Regions from separate parts of the Mus musculus genome. Here region 1 is linked to region 2. A link is a contact called in ENCODE POLR2A ChIA-PET data. All regions are on one chromosome and are shown on one strand. Each heading gives the region's core, a stretch centred on a gene start or an enhancer-like site at or near the end of the contact. The rest is flanking DNA. Distances are from core to core; before and after follow the strand shown. Region 1 overlaps Myh10 (myosin, heavy polypeptide 10, non-muscle). Region 2 holds the start of Myh10 (myosin, heavy polypeptide 10, non-muscle).

The links. ChIA-PET counts read pairs that join two places held with the same protein, here RNA polymerase II (POLR2A).
Region 1: POLR2A ChIA-PET joins it to region 2 with 16 read pairs in embryonic stem cell. The contact joins the enhancer-like site here to the promoter of Myh10 in region 2. POLR2A ChIA-PET finds 5 or more read pairs at or near these places in 3 of 5 experiments (Patski and embryonic stem cell).

What each region holds. Positions count from the first base shown.
Region 1 is chr11:68,779,428-68,782,127 of GRCm38, forward strand. All of the region lies in intron 15 of Myh10 (myosin, heavy polypeptide 10, non-muscle), which reads left to right. Among named protein-coding and RNA genes, the nearest start is that of Ndel1, 72 kb to the right of the region's middle. Within about 2 kb of position 1,389, at least 1 of the 3 ENCODE cell types and tissues checked has a DNase peak (open chromatin) inside an H3K27ac peak, as active enhancers do.
Region 2 is chr11:68,690,641-68,693,340 of GRCm38, forward strand. It overlaps Myh10 (myosin, heavy polypeptide 10, non-muscle), which reads left to right and starts at 1,275. Exons shown (of 41, transcript NM_175260.2): 1 at 1,275-1,542.

The sequences.
Region 1 (2,700 bases), core at 139-2,638, 89 kb after region 2:
AGCTTATAGGGTAATAAATTATAGTTCAGAACACTTGCAATTGTTGCACTGTTCTAGGGAACCACATAATAGATCCAGAGCCCACCACCAGCCCTAACGTGGCGAGGCGTGGCAAAGGAGTGGGCCCCGTGCTGTGGCTTGCTGCTGCTGGCTCTTGTGTCTCATCATTTACATAAGAAAAGCCCTTTCCTTATCAGAGTTTAATGAAGTTATACATTTAGTGATGTGCTAAGGGTCATTTAATGATAGGTTTTTCTTAGTGCTGGGACCCAACTCTGAATTTTAAATGGTAGATTTTAAAAAGACAAAACAACCTGAGAGTCTAAAGCATTGGCTTTTGGCAAACCTGAGTCATTTTTTAAAAGTAATCCAGAGCTATTGAATTGGAAATGAGGCAGATGGTGGTGGTGGTGCTAATGTGATTGGATCCTTGGACAGTGTTGGTAATCTGGGCACCATCCCTCCTTTGCGACAAGGTGACCTGTTGTTTTGGTAAGCTTTGTTGTCCTCCAGCATCTATTAAGTAGCTACTGGGTGCCAGCACCATGCACCTAGCCTGCACTGGGAAGGCAGCAGCACTCATCCTGGCTGTGGTCAGAGATCACAGTGACCGTGGGGACAGTCCCCATGGCCCTGAGAGTAGCTGCGGAAATGTCCTCTGGGGAACGCTAAGTCAAGGAGAGAGGCTACCTAGAGCAGTGTGGGGTGTTTTCTCGGGTTTGTCTGCTGAGATGTAAAGGTCAGGAGGGAAAGCCTCTGCACTGTGAGCACTGCGGGGACCAGAGCCTAAGGAGCTCTCAGGAAGCTACGGAATGGGGAGTTAGCCATGTGAGCAGAAAGGATGGATAAGTCCTTGTATCTTGGAGCTTGCCACAGTCTGGCTGGCTGAATGCAAGGTTGTGTGGGAAAGTGGGCAGAGAATACCAGCGGTGAGCACAGAGCAGGCTAGCTACTGCCTCACTGCAACGTGCACCTCCTTGTCTCGCTTTCAGAGGAAGGAGCTGGGGTTTGTTGCAGTTGGAACCTACCACAAATCACACGCTCACTGCTGGCAGTGTCTCGGACTCTGGCTAAAGTTATGCTAACACTTGGACATGTGTGACAGGAGAGGATTAGTGAGGTGGAAGGCCAGAGGAAAGACCCCTAGCGGAGTGTCAGAATCTGTTATCAGAAAGGGCAGAGTCCTGGCAAGAATGGGAAGTTGGGTGGGCAGCTGGATACAAGTACTCAGTGCCTCCCAGCTCCCACCGGGAGTGAGCAGCGCTCACACTGGGACACATGGGGTAAGGCACGGATGAGTGTTGTTCTTATCTGTCCGCTGTCCTCTTTTTCCCTTTTCCAGCCCAGAGTGGTCCCAGGCCCTCATCTGTTTCAGTTTCCCCAGGGGCGCCTGACCTTGAACAACTTGTTGATAATCCCCAATTTATCTATGTTATCCCAGCCTTCCTTAGCAGCAGGCTGCAGCATTCAGCCCGCCCTAGGCAGCTCACTCCATGTCTCTCCATTTTACCCATGACCTCATCCACCAGCCTCTCACCTCAAGCCAGAACCCTAGGAACTGCCCTCAACACGTCGCTTTTTCATACTGAATTAATCATGATCTTCTGTCAGAATATACTTGGACTTTTCTTAGCCATCTCATCTGTGATGTCATTCGTTCGGGCTGCCATCGTCCCAGGAGCAAGCCTGGGCCTTTCTGCCTTCCTGCTGGCTCTGCTCACTGCTCCTCCCTGGCCCCCTCCTGCCCTGCACTTGTTCACCTACTGCCTCTCTGCAGTCTTCATGCATTAAGTGGCAGCGCCCGGAGAGAGATCTCTTAGATCTCTTACCTGCGTTCCCCACTTTGAGATGTAAATATATTTAAAAGTATACTTTGTTCTTTCCCTAACACATGAACTAAGAATGTTAGGTGTCATCATGAGAGCAGATGCAGGATTGTAAAAGCAGATACAACAGGGACTTGATAAGAGTTTGTGGAAGGCAGATAAGACTTTTATGACGTCCAGCTGGGAGAAAATACATGGATCTGTGCTAGGTAGCCAGGCATATGCAATTTAAACTCCTAAATGAACTCTCTTGGCTGAGAGGTGTTGGGAGAAAAGAAGAGGGCTAACTCATTTCTTGTCACATCCTAGACGGGTTTCACATGAGTGTAGGTCCCGAGAGAGTACCAAGATAGATGGATAGGTAGAAGAGAGGTCATCTTGGATCACAAGACTGACTGAGCTGGGGGGCCACTGGAAAGGCTGGAAGTGGGCGGGGCCCTTAAGGCCAGAAGTGAAGAGTCTAGGAGGCTGCTGTGATGGCAACAGGTAAACATTCAGGGTCAAGAAAAACAAGCACAGGTAGTGCCCATTGCCTTAGCAATGGGTGGGTCACTGCCTGGGCAATGCTAGGGGGTGGAGGGTGGGGTGAAAGAGGTGGCCTAGCAGCCAAGTGTCCGAACACTGGGGAGATAGTGGAGGAAGGCGACAGGGACCAAACATGTCAACTGTAGAAAGAAGCAGGGCTCTGGTGATGCAGACAAGAAGTGGACTGATGCAGAGGTGATGGAGGCTCAGCATTTACCGGACAGGAAGGGGTGGTTGGTACTGCAAATGAAAGAAACGAGTGAGTCCTCTGTGGTACTGGACTCCAGGCCACTGACTGTAGCTTTGGGGGAGCAGCTTACGTGCATGGACCTAGGAGCCACACCGCTCT
Region 2 (2,700 bases), core at 25-2,524:
CACCTGGACAAAGGACAAAGAATTCTCACTTCCCCCGGAAGGGCTCTGCATTCAGCTGCCTTGGAGATTTCTCTGAATTCCACCAACCCTTTCTTATCACTTCCTGCCTTGTTTTCATTTTTTTTCTCACTTTAAAAAAAAAAATCAGTCTAGAAGTTTCTCAGGCATTTACAAAGTATCCATTAAAACACACACATATATACAATACTAAATACATAAAATCCTGAGGCAGTTTTAAAATAAAGTATTTTATATTTATCTTTTTATAAGAACAATAATCCATTTGGCTCTTGTGATTTTTTTACTTTATTATATTTATACATGTATAATTAAGAGTTGACTAGATTCTGCAGACATTTCATTACATTTTTTTTTTAACTTCAATTTTCCAGTTTCCTTATTTTGGAAGCCCACTCCCACCTGAGGTCCATGAACCTTTCTAAGGCACTTGAACCACTGGTTCTTTAGCCCTAGGGGCTATGACAACAGCACAGGAATCCTGCAAGCCCTACCCAGTTCCTCTTCCATAGAGAGCTGGAATGAATGAGTGAGTGAACAAATGAAGTCGCTCTCTGGTCTTCTCTGCCAGGCCCGTTTGCTTCTCGTATTTTTGGAATCTCAGCCCTGCCTAAGAGGCAGAGCAAGCAAACATCCAACTGCGGCGGGTCACGAGAGGAAGGAAGCATCAGTAAGGGGGGACTCCGGCCGCCACAGGGTTGCAGCCCGGTCAGGACAGAGCTTTAGCGCCCAGCCCGAGAGGCTCCCCTCCCCCACTGCAGGTGAGCCGCAAGCAGCGGCTCCCACCCACTGAAGCTCCAGGGTGACGTCAGGCCTCAGGACCGCGCTCCGGCCCCGCCCCTGCAGGCAGCTCCGGGAGCTGGCGATTCCTCGGCGAAAGCCGGTCCCGCTGAGGGACCCAGTGGCTGCGGCAAGCCTACGGGCCGCAGAACGCTCGAGTGGGTTGCAGCGGCGGCCCGACGCAATAGAGAGACGTGACCAGTGGGAGCTGGTGACTTGTGCTGCGGTACACCTGCCCCACTGTCCACCCAGCCCTGACTAGCGCAGCGCGCACACCCCAACAAGATCGGCGATCTCTGCCTCGCGGGATCGCCAGGCTCCTAGTTTCAGCTGTCCATCTCCCTCCAGAGTCAGCCAATCACCCGCCACTGCCCCGGCCGCACCTCCCGGAGTCTCTGACAGGCGTGAGTAGCAGCCTATGAGATTGGGAGTCTGTGGGTCTAGGTCGGGAGCGGGAGCCAATGAGCATCATTCCAGGTGGGTGGAGGGAGCGGGACTTGGGAAGGTAGCTTCGTTCGGGTTGCTAACGTCTTTCCTGGGAGATGGGCGCGCAAACCGACCAGTGGGTCTGGGGGCGGCAGTGATGGGCGTGGAGATGGCCCAATGAGGGTGGGAGTGGGTGGGGCAGGCGCGAGCAGCAGTGCTAAAGGAGCCCGGCGGAGGCAGCGGTGGGTTTGGAATTGAGACGCTGGATCTGTGGTCGCTGCTGGGGACGTGTGCCGGCGCCACCATCTTCGGCTGAAGGTGAGACGAGCAGTTGCCCGGGTCCGAGTGCGGCGTTCCGGGAGTGGGGACGGTTGAGGGAACAGGAGGGGAGGAACCGGGGCTGGGGAACTGGGCGAGCCTGGAGCACAGAGACGGAGCCCAGGCGGGAGCTGGGAAAGGGAGACTGGGCAGTGGAGAGCGGAGCTTGTGGAGATGACGAGACCCCAGTGTATGGAGATGAAGAGACCCCTGGAGGGGTGGGAAATGGGGTCCTTGAGAATGAGACCTCTTCATGGATCAGGGCCAGGTCATACGTGAGGACGACTCTTGAAAGGGATGAGAATGGAGATCTGGGGATGGGGATGTAGGGACCAACTCCTGGTTGCATTGGATCCCTGGAAGCGTGGGGTTGGGAGGTGAGTGCCCTAATAAGAGGCCGGAGGCGCCCGGCGTGTCTATCTCCTTTTAGGAGAGGACTGAGTCCTGGGATGTGATCTTGGTGCTGGGGGCCCAGGAAGGAAAGGGGACCCTGGGTGGGTTGCACCGTGGGTTAGGTGGAGTTAGATTTCCCCGGGTGCGACTGAAAGGTTCTCCGAAGACTCAGAAGGCGGACCCTGGATCTGTGCGGTTTAGGGACCAGTGGCCTGAAACTGCATGGTCTTGGGAGCATGCGACGGATGAGAGGCTCCAGAGCTGGTCTCGGGAAGGAGGGCTGGAGCTAGACCTCATGCCACGCTCGCTGGGGACCGTGGTGGACCGGGAGGTGGACACCGGGCGAGGCCTGGGCCGTTGGGGAGAACGAGGCGGGAAATGTGGCCCGGGCGCGTTGTAGCGGAGCGGCCGGGGGGAGGGTCAGCCGTCGCCTCTGGATCGCTTTATTGTGTAAGTGATCTGGTAATGGCTCGCCGCAGAATCTCTCCCTAGCCTTCTGTAGTTAGGGTGTCATACTCTGATCCTATAAAATCGAAGTGGATTTGGGTCGGAGGGAAGTTGAAGCTGTGGAGTCCTTGGCGTTGGCGGGGCTTTGTGGGCCTTTGGTGGGCGGATGCGGCCCAGGGACCCGAGAGGCCCCCAGTCAGGCCTCTCTGGGAACTGGGGCCTTAGGAGGTGGCCAGTCGGTGCGTCTGACCTGAACTGGTGAGGTTTGGGTAACGGGGTCTCTGCCTACGACCGTTATCTCTTGTTTCTTGGGGCCTC